2 separate regions of the Homo sapiens genome follow, and region 2 is linked to region 1. Evidence: chromatin loops called from intact Hi-C (ENCODE). Cell type or tissue: A673. All regions are shown on one strand. Each heading gives the region's core, and the rest is flanking DNA. Links, peaks and the distances in the headings are about the cores only. Region 1 holds the start of PKD1L1 (polycystin 1 like 1, transient receptor potential channel interacting). Region 2 overlaps VWC2 (von Willebrand factor C domain containing 2).

Evidence for each region. A loop is a pair of places that touch in the nucleus more often than their neighbours do. Peaks named below come from ENCODE experiments on the same cell type or tissue, not always from the same donor. Only the 100,000 strongest peaks of a DNase experiment are listed, where the experiment ranks them.
Region 2: a loop joins it to region 1, with 20 times the contacts of the local background. A loop is called at or near these places in 7 of 110 quality-filtered maps.

Annotation. Positions count from the first base shown.
Region 1 is chr7:47,939,295-47,950,724 of GRCh38, forward strand. It overlaps PKD1L1 (polycystin 1 like 1, transient receptor potential channel interacting), which reads right to left and starts at 9,172. Exons shown (of 57, transcript NM_138295.5): 1 at 9,103-9,172; 2 at 4,102-4,217; 3 at 899-1,023. The coding sequence starts at 9,146. RefSeq lists enhancers at 1,895-2,518, 1,911-3,110 and a silencer at 2,898-3,192. In A673, for the core only: a CTCF peak has its summit at 6,106 (motif pointing right); a DNase peak (open chromatin) is centred at 6,117.
Region 2 is chr7:49,847,309-49,858,738 of GRCh38, forward strand. All of the region lies in intron 3 of VWC2 (von Willebrand factor C domain containing 2), which reads left to right. It also overlaps a transcript of ZPBP not described here. Among named protein-coding and RNA genes, the nearest start is that of VWC2, 79 kb to the left of the region's middle. RefSeq lists a silencer at 3,625-3,919. In A673, for the core only: a CTCF peak has its summit at 5,533 (motif pointing left); no DNase peak of the experiment used is centred there.

The DNA of each region.
Region 1 (11,430 bases), core at 1,640-9,639:
ATAACGCTGCTCTGCATGAGGAATACTGAAAAATGAACTGCAGGAGAGTCTTTGCCAAGGACAGCAGAGGTTCTGGGAGCTTCAAAGAGAACTGGCTTCTTTAAATTTGAACTAGAAACGCACAACTCTGGGCTGTCTGTGCATGTCCCTTTGGAACCAATGCTTATTCTGGGTGAAAAGCATGTCTCACTCAGAAGTTTTCACTCTTCTCTCGGACCCCACCCACAGATGTGAGAGTCACTCCTCTCACGCTTCTCCTCCATCTCCAGGGCATTGCCCAGGCCTTCAGACCCAAGCCCTGTTAGCTACTCTGATAAACAGATGCAAGGGAATTCACAAACATCCAGGTAGCCCAGTCTTAATTAATAGGGGTCTTCAACGAGCTCCCCACACTGCGCAAGTTAAGCAGGGTTTCAGTGCTTTGGCTGCTGGAAGCCTTGTCTGTGCTGGAGCCATCTCGGGGCAGCTCCCACTCCCCACCTGGGGGACAGCACCCACTCCCCACCCCGGGGATAGCCCCCACTCCCCGCTTGAGGGGCAGCCCCCACTCCCCACCTGAGGGCTACCCTCCTACTTCCCACCTGGGAGGCAGCCCCTACTCCCCACCTGCAGGGCAGCCCCCACTCCCCACCTGAGGGCTACCCCTCACTCCCCATCTGAGGGCTATCCCCTACTCCTCTGGGCTGGGCTAGCCCTGCCTGCACTTCTTATATGTGGAACTATGCTCTGGAGCTGAATTAAGGCTTTATAAGTCACACTTGCTTCATTGGCACAAACACACATGATAGGAAAACAATCCCTGATGAATTCCTGATGAAACATGGAGGTGCTTTTTAGCTGTACTGTACATGTACTGTATTCAGGAAGAAAAGCCTAATTTCCCCAGATCCAGGAATACCTTCTGCCTGGAAGCTGATGAGGATGGGCTCTGTGATTCCCGGTCTTCTGCCTTTCCATTCAGAGCACACCAAGGACAGCCACACTTCCCATCACTCATAAGAAGCACATGATTAGCATAGACCTCTAGAGAAAAAAAAAAAAGCAAACATTCTGAAGACTGCAATGTGCTGGGAAGGTGAGAACATAAAGCTGGAGAAGCCCTAAGTTATACATAAGGTCAAAGCCACCTGGGCCTAACAACGGGCTGATCATGAAGATGCGTGTCCTTGGGCTGCCGTGTCCTGCTGTGTGTGTTTTCTTTCTATTTCCTTGCTTAAACAATGTCTTAGGTGTAGCCCACACTAAGCAATATGAGGAAACGCACAACCACCAGCCACGCTGATAATGAATGCCTGTTCCAGAAACACCCAGTGGTCTGGTCATAAAATAATGAGGGTCAAAGGTCCTGCTCAGGGGTGTGTAGTAGAGGGGGCAACACCACAGTCGGAAGGAGTGGTTGGGGAGCTGTTGGACAAACAGGAAGACCATTAAAGACACTCCAAAGTTTATAAGCAGGATGTTCCCACCCAGGCAATCTGGCCCTGATGGTAGCACGGACCTGGCTGACGTTCACTCCTCCCATCTCTGAGGGCTGAAGGCCGGGCAGTGAGCGGAGCCAGTGTCCACCCGGCTGGGAGGCTGAGGGCCCTGCCACATCCCATGTCTGTGAGAGCATCTGGAATAGGATCTGCGCACAGCTGACAACTGTTGCCAGCGATGACAGGTCCTTGAGTGTTTGTGATGCCATTCTCTCTACTCATGCAGATGTTTGAAAATGTCCATAATAAAAGTTAAAAGAAAATATTTCTGCTAGACCTGGCCCTGCACAGAGCCACTCTCAGCAAGAAGCCAGGCGACTGCCTTGGGTGCAAGAGCTGCTTTCCCTGAAGCCCCCACCCCTCTCATCCCCAGGTAGGAGGGGAAGGAAGTGGGGGTGGCGGGTGAAGAGGGGACTGGAGCACCCTGCTGCTTTTCTGTCAGACCCGAGTCCCTGTAAGGAAACCTGTTTCTGCCTGGGCTCTCTTAACCCCAGTCTGTTATTCTGGCCAGCTTTGCTCAGGCTAAAAGGAACCCAAAGGCCTGCAGGCCGCCGAGAGCAGCAGGTTCTCCAGGAGCTCCAGGCCAGGGCTGGGCCATCCTCACAGGGGATGTGGCTTCCAATCCCTGCACCCCAGCAGTGGTGCTGGCAGTCAGCTTGCCCCTAGCCTCCCAGGACACTCTCAAGTTTAGCCTAGGACAATATCAAATCCAGTTTTAACATTGTGAGTCAAAGTCACTATTTACTGTCAAGAGTCCAGTGTATTAATATCTTGTGATAACAAAAGCTGAGGAAAAATCAAAGGCCGTGTTCCTGGCCTAATATGTGACGTGCTACAAATGCCATCGAGTGCCATTGAGCACCCATGCAGGCTGGATGCACCAACTGAGGTATGAAGTAATTTCCTGAACTGGACACATCCGAGAGGAAGAAATATTTAGAAAATGTTTCGGAATAAGCTAGAATAGTCAAGTGACTCATATTTCTCTGAAACCAATTAGTCATCAAAGTCACTGTGCTCAAATTATCTGGAAAAAAAAGTGGATATACCCCTGAACAGAAAGAAATAAATAAAAAATCATAAAAAGTACATAAAATTGCAAAATTGAATAAAGTATGTCACAAAAGGAGAAATAAACTAAGTGAGTGAAACTAATCCTGAAATTGGCTTAATTGTCCCACAGAAGTGATATTTATAGGTTTTTTGAATAAACATGGAAACTGACTCTCCTAGTCTTAAAACCTGAAACTTAACATCCATCTCATCTGAGTTCTTCCCTCAGGAAACCAACCCAGGAAAGGGACCCACCAGATCCCTGCATCCAGCCAGGCCCCTCATTCCTCAGATTGCTTCCTCACCCCTCTCTAATTTTGTTTTCTCGTCTTCCCTGCTATATAAACCCCCAAGTTTTAGTCAGATGGGGAGATATATTTGAGACTTTATCTCCCTTCTCCTCATCTGCAGCACCTGATAAAGCTTTCTTCCCTGGCAATCCTCGCAGTCTTCATGATGATTATGCTCTGTACGTAAGCAGCAGCAGCAGGATGTCAGGCAAACCCCTGGCATTTAGGTAACAATTCCACATGATCTTAACATAAGAATTGCAAAAGAATTGGCGTTGCATTGTTTCAACATTGATGCCAGGCACACACCCGCCTCCTGCCCCGCGCCCCCGCCCCCCCACTCCATTTAAATCCGTCTCTTTAGAAATTAAAAAAATTTTTTTAAATTTAATTTTAAAAATCCGTTTCTCAGGTCTACCAAATGTGTAGCCTAAGTTGAAAACTCAAAAATTCCTTCTACTTAAAGGAATCCTGGCAATTACGTTTCAGGCAACACTTTAGAATTTTCATTTTAAAAATTAAAAACAGAGATACTCTCTGTGTTAAGGACGAGGAGGAAAACCCCACACCTGTGGCCATGCAGACACCTCCTGTAACCTAAGTATTCCCTTCATTGGGCTCTGGGAGGCCCCACTTACAGTCTTGGTTGTTCTCGAAGTGTGGCCCCCAGATCTCAGCCTCACCCCAGACCTCCTAAAGCAGAAAGTCAGGGGTGGGGCCCAGTGAAGGAGTTAAAAATATACCATCCTGGCCAGGCGCCGTGGCTCATGCCTGTAATCCCAGCACTTTGGAAGGCCGAGGTGGGCAGATCACGAGGTCAGGAGATGGAGACCATCCTGGCTAACACGGTGAAACCCTGTCTCTACCAAAAATACAAAAAATTAGCTGGGCGTGGTGGCGGACGCCTGTAGTCCCAGCTACTCAGGAGGCTGAGGCAGGAGAATGGCGTGAACCCAGGAGGCAGAGCTTGCAGTGAGCCAAGATCATGCCACTGCACTCCAGCCTGGGTGACAGAGTGAGACTCCGTCTCAAAAAAAAAAAAAAAAAAATATATATATATATATATATATATATATATATATGTGTGTGTACCATCCTGGCATGTGGACTATTTAAGTTAGAGGCACTTGCAAAACAGCAGGTTTAAGATCACTCTGACCTTCCTTCTGTTTCTTAAAAGCAGAAAATGAAATTCCCATGTGGAAGATGTCCTGTTTATACCAGGGAAATAAAGCAACATTCTTATCATGGTGGCCATGCCTCCTTCCCCAAGGCCTTACCGACCCACAATCCACCTCCAGGAGGGCTACAGCTGCACAGATGAAGACCCCAGCTCTTGTCAGTGCTCACAGACAGCTCACCACCAAAGGAAAGGCAGCAGGCAGCCTGGAGACACCTAAGGGAAAGAAAATAACCAGAGGAAAATTAAATTAAGTACAATCGTTTAATCACAGACATCCTGTGACCACTCTTCCATCCATATCCATATTTCTGCCACAAAAGTATTAAGTACAAAATTGGCTGCCATATGAACAAAAAGACTCGCATCTATGGTTCTTTTCACTTCATATTTCCCAAACTCAGGGTCTGTTTTAGAAGATTAACTGAAATATAGTTCCCATCTGACTACTAAAACAGCCTCCGAACAGATCCATCTCTCTTCCTGCTGCCTCCAGGGCTTCCTGCCCAGATGCACAGAGCTGACCTTCCAGGGCAAGGTCTGGCAGCTTCCAGGGCTCCTCTTCCTCCTCCTCTCTTCCTGCCTCATCATCCCCATTCCTGCTGCTCACTCACAGCCCTAAGAGCACATTCTTCCAGCCCATGGGGATCTGGCATGCTGCAGAAAAGAACAGCATGGAACCCATGACCCTGGGGAGAGATGCCAGCGCAGACACAGAGTAGGCACTGCATGGCATCCTCCCTGTTTATTTCCACAACAGACTTGAGAGGTTCCGTGCAGTTACTTTTTCAGATGCTGGTATCATTTTGGTATTTGTCCCTGTGCAAATCTCATGTTGAATTGTAATCCCCAGTGCTAGAGGTGAGGCCTGGTGGGAGGTGTTTGGATCACGGGGGCAGATCTCTCATGGCTTGGTGCTGTCTTTGTGAGTTCTCCGAGATCTGGTCATTTAAAAGTGTGTGGTATCTCCTCCCCTCCTCTTGCTCCTGCTGTCGCCATGTGATGCACCTGCTCCCCCTTCACCTTCCACCATGATTGTAAGCTTCCTGAGGCCTCCCCAGTAGCAGACGCCAGCATTATGCTTCCTGTACTGGCTGCAGAACCGTGAGCCAATTAAACTTCCTTTCTCAGTCTCAGGTATTTCTTTATAGCAATGCAAGAATAGCCTAATGCAGATGGGATCATGAAGGCCCAGCAAAACAAATTAACTCAGCGAAGCTCACACCATCAGTGAGAGGCAGAGCCAACGTTTAAACCTGGTTCTCAGCACACCCAAAGCCGATGCCAATTCTATGGCACCTTCCTTCAAAGCTCTCTACAGGTGTGCCTCCAGAGCTCAAGCTGCAGCTGAAGTCAGCCCCAAAGCTCTGCCCCTTGGCACAGCTGGTGACTTTCCCTCTGGACTCCCTAGGCCTTGACAGCTGTCTGCTGCTCTCATGTTTGTCAGCAGAGATCATCGTGGGTCATCATCTGGTCCCTGGTCATTCCCTTTCAGCCTGTAGCTCCTTGGGTCCTGAGGTATCTGTGTCTGGCACCAATCGACTTGAGAAAGATCAAGTGCAGCGAGTGAAATAGTCCTGAACTAAGGTGCGGGTTTCCTGGGTTCTGGTCTTGATTCAGCCAGAAATGGATGGTGTGATTTGGGTTTCTCCTCCATGCCCATTCCCAGCGACAGGGCAATGGGAACCGTTGCCAAGTTCCCAGCTCCATATAGGCTGCTGTGCTAAGGAGAAGGGCAGGCTCTACATCCACTTCTTCTAGACACAGGCAGTCACCTTGCCTCTCTGTGTCAGTCTCCTTCTCTGTTTGAGAGGAACGACACAGACCTACTTCACGGGGCTGCTGCCAGGACTGTCATTCTAGAAAGGGCCGCCCTGTATTAGCTAAATGCTTGGTAACCAGCTGCTAAAGGTGTTCGCCTTTGTTCTTTCCCCTGAAAAATGCATTCAGCTCTTTAGAATTCTCTTTTTTACCTGTCTTGGATGTCTATAAAGTCTAGAGGATATCTACTTTATCTTAAGCAAGGTTTCTACAAAGATAAAACTGGATAGTTTCACCCAATTTTTACAAGCCTGGTTCTTGATGCCCAAGAAGCCGCCACCAGAGGGCAGACGAGGACAATATTTATAGTTGAGGAAAGTGTGCAGGGAGGTGAAAAGCTGTTATTTTGAAGATGAAGATGGTCACTAGGTCAAAGGCCTCAAACTGTTGAATAATTCCAAGGATTTCCTTGCCTACTCTCAACTATGCTTGTCTTCCAAAGGCCAGAGAAATGAAAAAATAAAAAATAACAATAATAGAAAAGGGGACAACTTTGGAATCATACAGACCAGACCAGATCAGACTTAGAGGATTTCTGCAATGATCTAGCGGGCAAATAAAATTAAGGAAAGGACGAACCTAACCTCTGTCCACCACGTGCGCCCCACAGTCCACAGCTGTGAGACTGCCCACCACTCTGGGCCCACACAAGGTTAGATAGCCCTGGCACCCACCAAGTTCCGAGACCCTCCCAGACACCCCCACAACAGGATAACTTCCAAGTGCTACACACAGAAAACACCAGCCCTGGTTCCTGGGACATAGTTGGCCCTTGAGAAGTAATTTTCTGTCTCAGAAGGTGAGAAACACATCCCCAACAGGTGTGTCCTCCACTCACAGAGGCGCCAAGGATAGTGCTGCAAAGCTAATTTTCCTTGAGATTTCAGAGGTCTTTTCAAATAAAAAAAATGGAAGGGGGAGATAATTTAAATACAAGGGAGGCTCTTTTTCCTGGTGTTGTGAGGAGGCAGGTCCCCAGGCCCTGGCACAGAATCAGCACCATTTTCACAGAGGTACCTGGCTTCCTCTTAGTTAACTGTGACTGTCGGGGAACAGGATGATACTGATGGCTCAAACACAGTCTCTGAGGCATCATGTGCCTCAAGGGAACTAGTCGAGCCATTTGTTTGAATTACATGACAGATCTCTTAGAATCCCTTAAGAGTGAGTGTTTTTCGGGGCCTGTCAGGGGCTGGGGGGCAAGGGGAGGGAGAGCATTAGGACAAATACCTACCACACAAACACACACCACACACTCACACCACACCACACTCACACCACACAAACACACCACACAGCATCACACACAATATACACACACCACACAGCACATACCCACCCACCACACACACATCGCACACACCACACACCACGCACCACACAAACACACCATACACACAAACACCACACACACACCAACACATTACACACACATCACACAGCACACACCATGTATCACACACACACCATACCCCACTCATACCATACCACACATACACCACACACTACACACAGACCACACACCACACCACCCACACACATGTCCTATACCACACACACACACACAGACACTACAGGCCTAACTCCATGAAATGAGGGCTACAGGAGAGTCAAGAAACCTCTTCTGTTTCTATGAACAAGATCAGTCACTGTCTTGCTTTAGGTGACTCAGGAAACCCCAAAAGGCTATGACTTCAGAAATGGGGCCTCGACACCAATTACAATGGCTAGTGCGTGCATGAACTAGTTGGTCTGCAAGTACAAGATGTATAAATATACAGGGGAAAAAACATCAAGTCAGCGACTTCCGCTCCTCAGCTTTTCTTTCCTTTCTAAGGGCAAAGGGGTAATTCCTTGCAATTCCCTGACTGATAAGAGTGAAGGTCAAATTGGGCCAACATCAAGGCTCTGGGAGTCTGCAGGAGCATGGGCATTTGGAATAAAAGAAACATGAGGTAACCAGAAAAAATAAGGGAAAAAATTGTAGCCAAAATCAGACAATGCTTGGCAGCAGTGAGTGACATAAGGCAAAGAAATTTCCAAGCATGAATGTGACCAACCCCGTCAACACGTGCAGCCTCATTTTCTCATCCTGGTTTGCTTTGGGTTTCTTTGATAAAATGATGGTGATGGCACAAAGACAGTAAGCTAACAAAGGCAGAAATGCTGACAGCAAGCATTCATCAAGGATACTGATTTTTATAACGACCCTCTGGAGTTTACAGATGTGACAACAGGGGTACTCAGATTTTCAGGATGAGAAATCTGGGGGTGAGGAGGTAAAGTGACCTGCAGTGGCGGGGTACCCCACTGGGCAAGATCTGCAGGCACAGGCTCCCATCATGCCAGGCCAGGGGACAGCGGTGACCCACCTGGGTCCTTACCACATCCCACAGGCAGGTCACCTTGCTGGCCTCACGCCCAGGAAAGGGGGCATGGAGGTTTGCACCATGTCACACTGCCATGAGACAGTCAACAGCAGAGCACACAGGCTGCCCAGCCTCAACAACACATGGGTGCTGGCGCGCACAGAGCATGGGGAAGAGGGTTTAGAAATAAGACCCATGGAGGCTGGGTGCGGTGGCTTATGCCTGTAATCCCAGTACTTTGGGAGGCCAAGGCGGGCAGATCACAAGGTCAGGAGATCGAGACCATCCTGGCTAACACAGTGAAACCCCGTCTCTACTAAAAATACAAAAAATTAGTCGGGCGTGGTGGTGGGCGCCTGTGGTCCCAGCTACTTGGGAGGCTGAGGCAGGATAAATGGCATGAACCCAGGAGGCAGAGCTTGCAGTGAGCCAAGATCGCACCTCTGCACTCGAGCCTGGGCAACAGAGAGAGACTCCGTCTCAAAAAAAAAGAAATAAGACCCCTGGGCCAAGACCCCATGATCTCTTCCTGTGCCAGGTTTCTCCTGGTCTCCATGCAAGGGACCTAGCAGACAAGCAGATAGCTTAACTTTGTCTACTACCAGGCAGCAGAAAGTCCTCGAACTTGGAAGGTATCCTGCATTTGCAGGAAGAGCAATCAGCACTTCTCATGGCTGAAGGCATCCGCTTGGAGGAGTCTTCTCAAAAGCCTTCAGGAAAAAACTCCATTCTCAACACCAACTCCAACCTCTGAACTGACCCCGCCGGCCAAATGCACCCTCCTGGTACAGGGCCTCCACTCGTGCCAGAGTGAGCCCACATCCTAGAGGTGATGACTTTTGAAAGAAAATTTCTGAATGCATACTTTAAAATCAAGCTTACCAAACCCTCTGAGAACAGTGATAACTCACCTTTCCTGGTCATCAGAAATGTTCTGGGCTGCCTCCTCGGCCATGTCCTGTGCAAGCTGGTCACAAGTATGACAGTCAGCAGACCAGCTTCTTCCTACATCCTCTGGAAGACAAAGAAATAGAGCTTAATGCTTCCAGCTTCTGTACTTGTGACCTCTTATCAGGACACACATCAAACACAGAGGGAAAAATCCAAACTCCAGTAACATTTTCCCAAGCAGAAACAGCTTTTGTTTTCCTAACACTGTCAGACAAATTCCTTCCTAAGAAGTGTGCTTTTGACAGACGTGGTGGCTCATGTCTGTAATCCCAGCAATTTGGGAGGCCAAGGTGGGTGGATCACTTGAGGCCAGAAGTTTGAGACCAGCCTGGCCAATATGGTGAAACCCCGTCTCTACTAAAAATACAAAAATAGCCAAGTGTGGTGGCACACATCTGTAATCCCAGTTACCCAGGAGGCTCAGGCGAGAGAATTGCTTGAACCTAGGAGGTGGAGGTTGCAGTGAGACGAGATTGCACCACTGTGCAATAGAGTGAGACTCTGCCTCAAAAACAAAATGAAACAAAACAAAACAAAACAAAAGTGTGTTTTAGGTAGGGATCTTTGTGGCTGCCTGAAACAGATCACTACTCAAGGGAGAGACTGTACATGGAAGCTGAGAGAAGTCTGAGAATAAAAAGCTGTAACTGTTGGCTGGGCGCGGTGGCTCACGCCTATAATCCCAACACTTTGGGAGGTCGAGGTGGGCGGATCACGAGGTCAGGAGCTCGAGACCAGCCTGGCCAGCATAGTGAAACCCCGTCTCTACTAAAAATACAAAAATTAGCCAGGCATGGTGGCACGCACCTGTAGTCCCAGCTACTCGGGAGGCTGAGGCAGGAGAATTGCTCGAAACCGAGAGGCGGAGGTTGCAGTGAGCCGAGATCGTGCCACCACACTCCAGCCTGGGCAACAGAGCGAGGCTCTGTCTCAAAAAAAAAAAAAAAAAAAAAAAGCTGTAACTGTCCACAACTGCACTGGGGAACAGGATACCTTCCACAAGAGCAGAAGAGCATTCCTAAGGAAGGCTGGCAAGGCACACACTAGGCGCACTCTGTCTTACGGCAGAACCTAGGAATGATCTGGTTCCGAACCTCCTGCACCTCTCCTTGTTTGCAACTGGCGGGTCAGACTGAGTTCTCTCCATTACGAAACATTTTCTCTTATATTTTTAAAGCACTTGTTAGTTGTCTTAGTTCTTTATACCAACATTTAAACCTTCAGAGATTTTAGAAAACTTAATGTTTTACTCAGAACACTAGATATTTTTTCTCTCCACTCTGAAGAGAGTGATACCAAGAAGAGTGGGAACGTTTTCAGGCACAAGCTCTTTCTCAGATGGGAACACAGACCCCTTGAACAATGATGAACCAAGCTACGGGTGTCCGGCCTTGGATCCTGTGTTTTCTGGAACTTTGCTGCCAATGAGGTGAGTAACCAGAGCCCTGTGGTGGGTTAAGGGGCCTGCTGTTGACCTAACACACCTGTCTCCTGGGGCCTGCTGCCACCTCTGCTCTTCTCACACTGCCTTGTCAGTGCCTCTGGCTTTGTCCCCACTGTGCTTGTTGTGAGTAAATCTCAGATTTGGGGGAAATGCATACTTTCCAATTTCATTAGCAATACACTTTCAAATGCGCCTGTGACCAAGAAAAGGATAAACTGCAAACTGCAGTTTGTAAACGAACAAAATCCCTTCTTTCTGAAGCCCCTGTGATTTGCTCTGACACCTTCCTGTCAAATCTAAACAGAGTCCACTGGGTAAAGACACCTGTGCAACCCTGCCTGCTGGGCTGGCATCCATACCCACACGCACACCTGGATGCTCTGACCTTGCTGCTGCCTGTTCCTTCCTTGTGGGGCTGGACATCCTGAGAACAGGGCCTACATTTAAAGTTTGTGATGTTTTTGAAGCCAGCAGTGCTAACCAAAGATGCCAGGAAATGAGGAGGAGCAAAGAAAGTGACATAATTGAGGGAAGAAATATGCCTGCACTGCCCTACGTGGGAGGCACTCTCATAGCCACTCTCATAGCCACTCTCAGCTACTGGAGCTTAAGTTACTTACAATTAAATAGAATTAAGAATTAGCTGGAGAAACCCCGTCTCTACTAAAAATACAAAAAAATTAGCCAGGTGTGGTGATGCACGCCTGTAATCCCAGCTATCCAGGAGGCTGAGGCAGGAGAATCGCTTGAACCGGGGAGGCAGAGGTTGTGGTGAGCCAACTTCGTGCCATTGCACTCCAGCCTGGGCAATGAGCGAAACTCTTGTCTCAAAAAAAAAAAAAGA
Region 2 (11,430 bases), core at 1,644-9,643, 1.9 Mb after region 1:
ATCCTCTTTAATCCTCTATTTCTGAATACTGAAATTGGCATAATAGTGTTATCTGTGCTGTAGAATTGTTGCTGAGAGGGTCAAATAGTGAATGTGTGTGTGTGGCTTGAGCACAGAGCCTTGCAGGGATCCCTGACCATTATTAGTTTAGTGCTATTACTTGTGACCCTCCCAAGGGCAAGGGTTTGAAAATGTGGGTTTTATTATTGGGTATGGTAAGGTCAACAGATCATGAGATGATCATCATTGTTCAAAGAGAGTTGGTTATACTCAGATATCCCAAGAGAAGAGGGTGTTCTATTGAGGAACACACAGGGGCACGCTGGCCTGGGTCAGGAGGCAGAAGAAGCTGAAGTAAAATATGAGCAAAAGCCCTCATGGTGGCTTCCACGGGAAGAAGGGGTGAGGCGGGCTTAGGATTGGCTACTTGGAGTGATTTCAGCAGACTGTGAGCACAGGAACTGCCCCTGTGTCTGGAACCTGGCCCTGATGATCAGAAGAGGTGGACAGTGGCTCTCAGTGTGAAAGCCCGCAGAGGAGGTCATGGGGATGTGAGCTCTGATTGGGTAATCAACAAGAAAAGTGCACTCACAGGTGAGTGGTTTACTATCTCCTGGAATGGGTTAGCACTGGGAGGGGCAGTCCCTCCAACGTCAGCAAGGCTCAATGTCAAAGCATTAGAATGCAGAAAATGAGATAGGGCTAGCACAGCATGTTGCTTCCACAGCAACATGGGTGGGAAGTCGGAAGCTTCTACAGGTCTCAGTCGCTAATTAGATCTGTCTCTGGGAGAAATGTAACAGGAGTCAGCTTTGTGAGTGGGATGCCCTGTCTAACCAGTGGGGGCTGGGGAGGCTGCAAGATAGGGGCCCAACTTTGAGTGACGTATGAGTTTTGCACTTATGCTGCAAGTGTCTTTGGGAGCAGTCTGTGGTGCAGCACTAGCTGTCCAGAGAGTGTCACCCTCCCACCTCCACTCAGAGCCTCCCACGGCAGGGTCTTTCCAGGATCTTCTCTCTCCTGTGGGGTAGCTCCAAATGTCCTGCTCCCCACTGACAAGAGGAAGCAGGCGACGCCCTGCAGTGTGTGAGAGCCGGGCATGGCCCCGGACCAGCTGTGCATCCCAGGACACATGGGATCCTCTGTTTCCAGCCCACCTGCCCAGGGTCGGCTGTGGGCCATAGGAACTGTTGCTCAGTGAGCCCAGAAATGGTGTGTCTCCTGTAGCTGTGGTCTGCTCTCTCGTTTCCTGGTTTATCACCCAGCTCCTCTCTAGCTGCTCTCAGGAGCCATCTTTTCCCTTTCTCCACTTGTAAAATCATGTCAAAAATATGTGCATCTATAAATCATTGACTGTCGTTTCTCACCTCCTCAGACCTTATATGTTCAAAGGCAAACACATTTTTGTGTTTTGTATGAATCATTTCTCTCACAGGTTAATAATATAAGTGGATATTTTGGTAACTGTTCTTTGGCCCTTAAATTATTTTTTATGCCACAATTCAAATACACTTTTATAGTATAGTCAATAAAATGATTACATTGTGTCTAATTCAGTAGACCAGAAAGGAATCTAGACAGAACACACCTCTAATAATATTTTCAGAATTTCCTAGTCTCTGTATCTCTTATATGATAGCACAAAAAGTTATCTAAACTGTGGAAAATGTGTGTTGATTATATCTGCTCAATACAGTAGCCAATTGTCTCTATTTCTCTTTAGGTCCTGCTTGCTTCATGTATGACAAATGTGTTGGTGCGCTTCCCTCGCATTTCTTGTCCTACTGTACTGTATTTCTTATTTCTCAGAGTTTGACTTACATATCCCAGCAGTTCATACCCTACAGTCCCAGGGAAACCCCACTGGATCCCGTGAAGCCTCGGCTGTGGGGGGAAACCAATACAGTCACCATCTCTTTATCACAAAATGCTTTTGTCTTTTATGAATGAATTTCCCCGAGGAGAGAGAGAGAAAGTGCTAGTTTTATTAAATCTGCTCAAAAGTAATTCCTTTGATGAACTGGCTGGGGGCAGCACTGGAAATTAGATGGCTAAGAAGGGAGTTTAGATTTGCTGTGTGTCCTGCCACTGCTCCTGAGGGCTCCAAAAGCAATCAGCTCTGCTGGGAGCAGACTGTCAGGAAGGGTCCTCGCGGGTCTCTGGATGGGGTTTGGATCTCCCTTCTGAAGTGCATCTTTCTGCAGCTAACTGGCATATGCACCCCTACTCCATGCCACATTTCAGCCCTTCTACACACACACACGCTGCCTCTTTTTGTTTCACAAATGTAAATGTTCTAACCAAGACTCAGTGTGAGAACATGCACCATTAGATAGAGTCTAACGCTGGGTGCTTGTTTCACCATTTGGTAGTGCCCTATTTATTTCAGGGAGATTGTGGATGTCAGCAGAAGCCTGAAGAATGGGCAACCAGCCTGTCACTTATTCTGCTCTCTGAGAGTCTGACTTAATAAAAGTGGCTCCTGCTCTAACCAAGTCTTGGGGTAGAATCACTTCTCAGATTCTAACCTGCGAGGCCAGTGAAGCCTCATATAGTGGGACTGAGAGGACCCTGGAGAGACTGAGCACAGTACCATAGCACAGGTACAAAAAAATTCAGTGCAATAGTACAGCATGGTGCACAGGAAGACTAAGCACAGTACCACAGCAGGGTGTGGAGGAAGACTGAGCACAGTGCCACTGCACAGTGCACAGGAAGACTGAGCACAGTATCCTAGCACAGGTGCAGGAAGACTAAGCACAGTACCACAACATGTTGCTGTAGAAAAACCAAGCCTAGCACATAGCATGGTGCTGCAGGAAAACAGAGCACAGTGCTGTAACGCAGTATTCAGGAAGACTGAGCATAGTACCACAACACAGTGGTCAGATAGGGTCTGTCATCAATGAAGGTTTGACTGTAGTAACCTGTCCACTTCATGCCACACACCAGGGACCTAGAATTACATCATCACCTAGGAATTTGCCCTTTATTTTAAGTCACATTGTTTAACACACCTGCCATCTGCCAGTTCCATTGGTGAGTCCAAGATGAACAAAACTGGCCAGTGCCATGACATAGCTTCACATCCAGTGTAAGAGGCCTCCTGTCTTCCTGTGGCATCCTTATAAGCCAAGTATTCCTGGAACTATGGAAGGAGTGGTAGCTTAGGCACAAGGAGATGGACAGGGGCTCTGCAGGAGGTCCTGAAAGAGGAGAGGAGCATTAGCTCACAGGTGCATGCATGAACTCACAAGATGTCCACACACAGCAGCCTCATCAGTTTTTAGTAGGCCAGACCATGTCTAATTTCATATTACCTAAAGGATCAACTGTTTGTGATTAGGAGATGTAATGCCATCTTCTGGAAAAAAGCCAGTGTCAGACAACTTGTGTTCATGTATTGGTCTCCAATATCTCACCTGTGTGACTTTCCCCAAATTACTTCACCCTGCATAACTCTCAGTTACATCATGGGTACAGTGAGCTCCGTGTATTTACTCAGCAAGCATGTACTGCCATTACATTTGGTCAGGCACTGTGCTGGCCATAGTGGACACCGCACCTCAGGATGACTCCCTGTGGAGAAGGCTGTGTGAAGTGATTGTGGCACCAGGCTCCATTAGCTCCCTGGGGCTGCCACAGCAAATCCCACAACCTGAGAACCTGAGTGGCTTTAAGGAATGTCAGTTTACTCGTCCGCAATTCTGCAGGCCAGAAGTCTAAAGTAGATCAAGGTCCCACAGAGTCAGTTTCTTCTGGAGGTTCCGACGGCTGCTCCCTTACATGCCTCTCTCCTGGCTCCTAGTGGCTGCCCGCCACCCTGGGCTTCCTGGGTTTTAGAGGCTTCACTGCAGGCTCTGCCTCCGTCTTGATGTGGTCTTCTTCTCTGTGCCCGTGTCTTCTCCTTTTCTTATAATGACACTTGTCATTGGATTTAGGGCCACTTGGGTAATCCAGGATGATCTCATCTCCAGACCCTTCTTAATTACATTTGCAAAAACCCTTTTCCAAATAAGGCCTCATTCATGGGTTCTCAGTGGACAGACATTCTGGGAGCCACCATTCAACTCACTCTGGTGCTAAACACCAGAGCCTGGCTCATAGCAGACGGGCACTTAAGGATGTCTGCCCACAGGAAAGGGGACACTTGCTTAGCGCAATGTTATATTGAAAGTGCTCCAGCAGATCTGACAGTGCCACATCACAGTGTGTGAGTGAACAGAGTCCAGGCTCTGGGACCAACTCTGAAATAAAAAGTCTGCTACAGGCCAGGCGTGGTGGCTCATGCCTATAATCCCAGCACTTCGGGAGGCCGAGGCGGGTGGATCATGAGGTCAGGAGATCGAGACCACCCTGGCCAACATGGTGAAACCCTGTCTCTACTAAAAATACAAAACTTAGCTGGGCGTGCTGGCACACGCCTATAATCCCAGCTACTTGGGAGGCTGAGTAAGGAGAATCGCTTGAACCCAGGAGGCAGAGTTTGCAGAGCCGAGCTTGCGCCATTGCACTCCAGCCTGGGAGACAGAGCAAGACTCTGTCTAAAAAAAAAAAAAAGTCCACTACAAAATGGCCAGACCCCACAGAGCATTCACACCCACAACACTGGATCTCTAAAGTTCAGTGGGCTCTTTCCCACTCCCGTTCTAAGGACTGCTAGGCAGTGAAGATGGCATCCTCATCCCCTGTAGATCACTGCTGTCAGCCTAGGGTCCGGATTTAATCCGGATTAAACCAATAACTGTATTGAGCAGTCAGGATGCTGGGAGCCCGACAGAGGCCAGCAGGCACCAGTACCACCTGTGTCTGCTTTCTGGAGAGTCGGTCATCAGGCCAGAGCTGGTCTCTCTGCCCTGTGGCCACTGCCTTATCTCAGACCCTTACTAACATGGCCTGCATCAAAAGTCCAGCCTCAAAAGCTCTTCCTTTTCCAGGTGAGTGACCCTGGAGCATCAGGGGGTCATGGTGGCTCTGTGGCTGTGCTCTTCAAGGACCAAGGACATGCATGCAGATGACATTGCAGGCTCTGGTTCAAAGAAGAGGCCTGGCAGGCATGAGCTGGTGGTTGTCCTGGCCTGTTCACTCATCTCCTTAACAAGGTGACCGGTGCTGTTTTGCACTTGCTAGAAATCTGATTTGTGCATGGCCTAGCCCTTTAGGGAGATAATTTCTTTCCATCTTTAAACTAACCTTTATACTTCTTAAAATTGGGGGGGCAGAAGGGCCGAAGATCATACCTGGGGATAATGCTATTTAGTGGTTTTTCCTGTTTCTGTGGCTTTTTGAGAAGTGATGTTTGTGAGGAGTGAGGGGTGGGTGCAAGGTGATGTCTCACCTCCCCTCTTCAGAAAGAGCCCTACCACCTTGGTGTGACGGATGGGGGACGGGCCTTGCTCCTACAGATCAAAATCTGCGGGATTTAAGTGATCGTCTTAATCAACTTCTTCCAAACCCTGGTTCCTCCCTCTGCTCTCAAACTCCCAGATGTGAGGAACATTTGGCCATGACTTGGACTCCGTCTCCATCTAGTGACTGGCTCCTTGAACTACAGTTGCAGATGGAAACTGGCTTCTGTAAAGCCAGGGCACTCTGTGGACTTGGGTAACTACAAGAATGAGTGTGGAGAAGTTAGGCCTCCAAACAAATCCAGTCCTTTATCACCACAGTTCTACTCCAGTCCAGAGCCCTTTCCTCTTCCTCACCCCACACATTAAAAACAACAGCTGCACCAAGGACAGAAGCGGAGGCCACAGGAAGGCAGCATGCCCAGCTCTTGCTGCAGGCTGAAGGCAGGCTCCCAGGCTATGGGGCAGGGCTGCGGGCTCTGAACAGGAGCAGTCACTGGGGTGGACTTGGTTTTGTTCTGGATCCCAGTTTGAAGGTGAGGCCTCTCGTGGTCAGGCTCTTGCTGCCGTGTGGAGTGGGCATGTTCTGCATGGCAGACCCTATCAGGTATGACTGTAGTCTCCCTTAGGAACCTGTGGCCGGCCCCCAGCACTTGCCCATGGGGGCACACCCCTGTCCCTCCCCAGGCCCAGGAAGTCATGCCTGAAGTCTGGACTGGTCTTTGGCCTCAGGAGATGCTGGCAGCCAGCCTATCTGTTCTGTGCCAGGAGCTCTGCTGGGCATCGGGGCATATTAGGGACCCAAACCCCATCTCTGCCCTCCAGTGTCTTACAGTTCAAAAGACAGAGTGGAATAAGATAGGTCCTAAGTTTTTGGTTTTTTTTTTCTTTATCACGGTAGACTATAAACCCTATAATGAGATTAAATGAAAGAATTTACATAAAGTATGTTTACGAACATACTTTACGTAACATAAAGTATGTTTATGAACGTTTGTTTTTCTTCTTGTCATTTATTATTGCATCCTTTTTCTTTAGGAGCATTAAAAACATTTAATTTTTTATTTTTTTATTATACTTTAAGTTCTAGGGTACATGTGCACAACGTGCAGGTTTGTTACATATGTATACGTGTGCCATGTTGGTGTGCTGCACCCATTAACTGGTCATTTACATTAGGTATATCTCCTAATGCTATCCCTCCCCCCTCCCCCCACCCCACAACAGGCCCCGGTGTGTGATGTTCCCCTTCCTGTGTCCAAATGTTTTCATTGTTCAATTCCCACCTATGAGTGAGAACATGCGGTGTTTGGTTTTCTGTCCCTGCGATAGTTTGCTGAGAATGATGGTTTCCAGCTTCATCCATGTCCCTGCAAAGGACATGAACTCATCCTTTTTTATGGCTGCATAGTATTCCATGGTGTATATGTGCCACATTTTCTTAATCCAGTCTATCATTGATGGACATTTGGGTTGGTTCCAAGTCTTTGCTATTGTGAATAGTGCCGCAATAAGCATACATGTGCACGTGTCTTTATAGCAGCATGATTTATAATCCTTTGGATATATACCCAGTAATGGGATGGCTGGGTCAAATGGTATTTCTAGTTTGAGATCCTTGAGGAATTGCCACACTCTTCCACAATGGTTGAACTAGTTTACAGTCCCACCAACAATGTAAACGTGTTCCTATTTCCCCACATCCTCTCCAGCACCTGTTGTTTCCTGACTTTTTAATGATCGCTATTCTAACTGGTGTGAGATGGTATCTCATTGTGGTTTTGATTTGCATTTCTCTGATGGCCAGTGATGATGAGCATTTTTTCATGTGTCTGTTGGCTGCATAAATGTCTTCTTTTGAGAAGTGTCTGTTCATATCCTTTGCCCACTTTTTGATGGGGTTGTTAGTTTTTGTCTTGTAAATTTGTTTGAGTTCTTTGCAGATTCTGGATATTAGCCCTTTGTCAGATAAGTAGATTGCAAAATTTTTCTCCCATTCTGTAGGTTGCCTGTTCACTCTGATGGTAGTTTCTTTTGCTGTGCAGAAGCTCTTTAGTTTAATTAGATCCCATTTGTCAATTTTAGCTTTTGTTGCTGTTGCTTTTGGTGTTTTAGACATGAAGTCCTCAACATGAGCCACACATTTTACTAAATGCTCTAGATAAATTGGTGCACTTGTCACAACACCTGGAAGGGATGGCTGTTATCAACCATATTTTTAGATTAGAACTATGAAGCTCAAAAAGGTTAAGTAACTTGCCCAATGCCATGCACCCTGGTCCAGGGTAGAGGGGCTGACAAATATGGCTTTTGTCATAAGAGTAGTGCCAAGCTTCCTGAAAATGCAAACTGAAGCATTAGCCTGCCTCTTTGAGAGGGATGAGGAGTTCTCGGCTTCTATATTTGAAAATCGAAAAATAAATATTTTCCTTGGTACAGCTGTGAAGATAGAAATAAATGAGATTGTGTATGTGAAAGGCCTGCTCACATTAGTCTTAATAGTTAATGCAATTATCATATTTCTTAGTTCCCAAAAGGCAAATCTTTCTTTTTCTCATGTCTCTGAAAATGGGATATGTTTTACAATAAATGGTTGAGGAAAACACTGGGTCATAGTTTATGGACGGTGTAGTCTCTTTCTTAGTGAAGTTTCATGATCTTCCTTATGATCACTGACAGCTTTGATTCAGTTCAGTACCAGGTTGCCTGGCATTAGGTGGTATATTTACATGACAGGGACCTTGTCAGCATCTCTGGGTGGGAGTTTAACATCCAGAGAGCAGGCTTTCAGGACTCTCAGCAGGGAGGAGGAAGGTTTGGGTATTTCCCAGGTGAAAGAGGACAGATGTTGTGGAGAGAGGTAAGGAAGGCTCAGCGAGGACAGGTTCCAGGGACAGAGAGGAGGAAGAGACCTGCCAAGCATTAGGTAGGTAGCGTCCCTTTAAGTCAGGACAGGTTTCTTGATCTGTGCTGCAGGAGAATGTGGCAGTTCTCCAAAATAATTTCTGGGGGCCTTGTGGTGGCAGATGGTGAATAGTGTGAATCAGGCAAAAACGAGTCCCCTGAGGGGCCAGTTCAGTGCTTGGCCTCCAGGGTCCCTGCCTCCCCAGAAGCCAGCCCAGCCCTCCCAGCTGCCCTCACCAGCCAGGGGCCGGTGGCTGACGGTGCACGTTAATTCCCAGAGCACCTGGCTCCCCTGCTGATTCCCAGGGATTTGGTGAGAGGGACAGAGTGAAGTGGGGAAGAGAAGGAAGAAAACTGATGTTTCTTTCAGATCCACTGAGAGACACTAAGCCCCACAGTTTGCTGCTGTGAGAAAGGGTTTCCTTCAGTTATTTCTGCAACCTGATTGAGAAATGCTTAACCCTGCTTAGTTCAGGTATATAAGGCTGCCTTTCAGGGCTGATGTTCCCTTCTGTCCCCGGAAACACCACCCTACTGGGAGGCAATGCATAAGACCATACACGTAAAGACAGGTGATAAGGTTAGGATGTGTGTCCAAACTGGGAATCTCATGTTGAAATGTGATCCCTAATGTTGGAGATGGGGCCTAGTGGGAGGTGTTTGAGTCATGAGGGTGGATTCTGCATGAATGGCTTGGTGCTCTCCCCTTGGTAATGAGTGGGTTCTCAATCTATTATCTCAAGTGAAATCTGGTTGTTTAGAGAGTCTGGCACCTCCCTTTTCTCTCTTGCTCCCTCTTTCAACGTGATATACTGGCTCCCTCTTCTCCTTCTGCCATGATTATGAGTTCCTGAGGTTCACCAGAAAAAGATGTTGGCCCCATGCTTCTTGTACAGGCTGCAGATCATGAGCCAAATATACTTCTTTTCTTTAAAAATTACCCTTTATAACAACACAAAATGGACGAATACAGCAGGATTTCCTTTTCCCCCACCAGCTTTATTGAAGTATAATTGGTATATAAAAAACTTCACACAATTAGTGTTTACAATTTGGTGAGTTTGGACATAAGTATACCCTCATGTTACCATCACCACAGTCCAGGTAATTAATATATCCATCACCTCCAAAAGTTCTCTGATGTCCTTTTGGTTTTGTTTTGTTCTGTTTGTTTTGTGCTGTTATGGTAAGAACACGTAACATGATTGGGAGGCCGAGGTGGGCGGATCACGAGGTCAGGAGATCGAGACCATCCTGGCTAACACGGTGAAACCCCATCTCTACTAAAAATACAAAAAATTAGCTGGGCGTGGTGGCGGGCGCCTGTAGTCCCAGCTACTCGGGAGGCTGAGGCAGGAGAATGGTGTGAACCTGGGGAGGTGGAGCTTTCAGTGAGCTGAGATCGGGCCACTGCACTCCAACCTGGGTGACAGAGCCAGATACTGTCTCAAAAAAAAAAAAAAAAAAAAAAAAAAAAAAAAGACGTAACATGATATCTACCTTCTTAACAAATTTTTAGGTGCACAATATCATATTGTTAACTATGGGCATGATATCGTGCAGCAGATCTCTAGAACTTATCTTGCATAACTGAAACTTTATACCCATTCAACAACTTTCTACTTACCCCTACCCCCAACCCCTGGCAACCACCATTCTGGTTCAGCTCTGGTTCTACGAGTTTAGCTCCTCTAGCGACTTTATATAAATGGAATCATGCAGTATTTCTTCTTCTGTGACTGGCTTTTTCCACTAAGCATAATGTCCTCAAGGTTCCTCTGTGTTGTCACAAATGGCAGGATTTCCTTCTTTTTTAAGCCTGAATATTCCAATGTAGGCATATAGCACATTTTCTTCATTCATCCATCTGTCCAGGGGCACTTGAGTTGTTTCCATATCTTAGGTATTGTGAATAGTGCTGCAATTAACATGGGAGTGTAGATATCTTCAAAGAAGACATACAGATGGCCGACAGGTAGAAGAAAAAGTGCTCAACATTGCTAATCATCAGGGAAATGCAAATTAAAACCTCCGTGAGACATTACCTCACAACTGTCAAAATGGCTATTAACAAAAATCAAAAGAGAACAAGTATTGGTGAGGATATGGGGAAATTAGAACCCTTGTGACTCTTGGTGGGAATGCAAAATGGTGTAGTCCTTGTCAAAAACAGTATGGAGATTTCTCAACAAGTTAAAAACAGAGCCATCATACAATTCTACAGTCTCACTTCTGGGTATAAATCCATAAAAAGTGAATCAGAGCTTCAATTTCTTTACCTTCTTTGCCTATGATTTTCAATCCTGGGTCTGAAAGTGGTGGTGAGGGCATCTGAGCTAAGTTTGGTGTTTCCACAGGTCTACTGATGCTGATACATCAGAGATGAGACCACACAGGCTTTCCCAGAACATCAGATTTCTTTTTCTTAGGCTTATAGAGTTCCCCTGTAACCTCGTGTCAATGAAAGCTATACATGGTATTTCTAGTTCTAGATCCCTGAGGAATCACCACACTGACTTCCACAATGGTTGAACTAGTTTACAGTCCCACCAACAGTGTAAAAGTGTTCCTATTTCTCCACATCCTCTCCAGCACCTGTTGCTTCCTGGCTTTTTAATGATTGCCATTCTAACTGGTTTACTGGGTATATACCCAAAGGATTATAAAACATGCTGCTATAATGACACATGCACACGTATGTTTATTGTGGCACTATTCACAATAGCAAAGACTTGGAACCAACCCAAATGTCCAACAATGATAGACTGGATTAAGAAAATGTGGCACATATACACCATGGAATACTATGCAGCCATAAAAAAGGATGAGTTCATGTCCTTTGTAGGGACATGGATGAAGCTGAAAACGATCATTCTCAGCAAACTATCGCAAGGACAAAAAACCAAACACCGCATGTTCTCACTCATAGGTGGGAATTGAACAATGACAACACACGGACACAGGAAGGGGAACATCACACACTGGGGCCTGTTGTGGGGTGGGGGAGGGGGGAGGGATAGCATTAGGAGATATACCTAATGTTAAATGACGAGTTAATGGGTGCAGCACACCAACACGGCACATGTATATATATGTAACAAACCTGCGTTGTGCACATGTACCCTAAAACTTAAAGTATAATAATAATAAAAAAAAGAAAGCTATACATAAGAAAGAG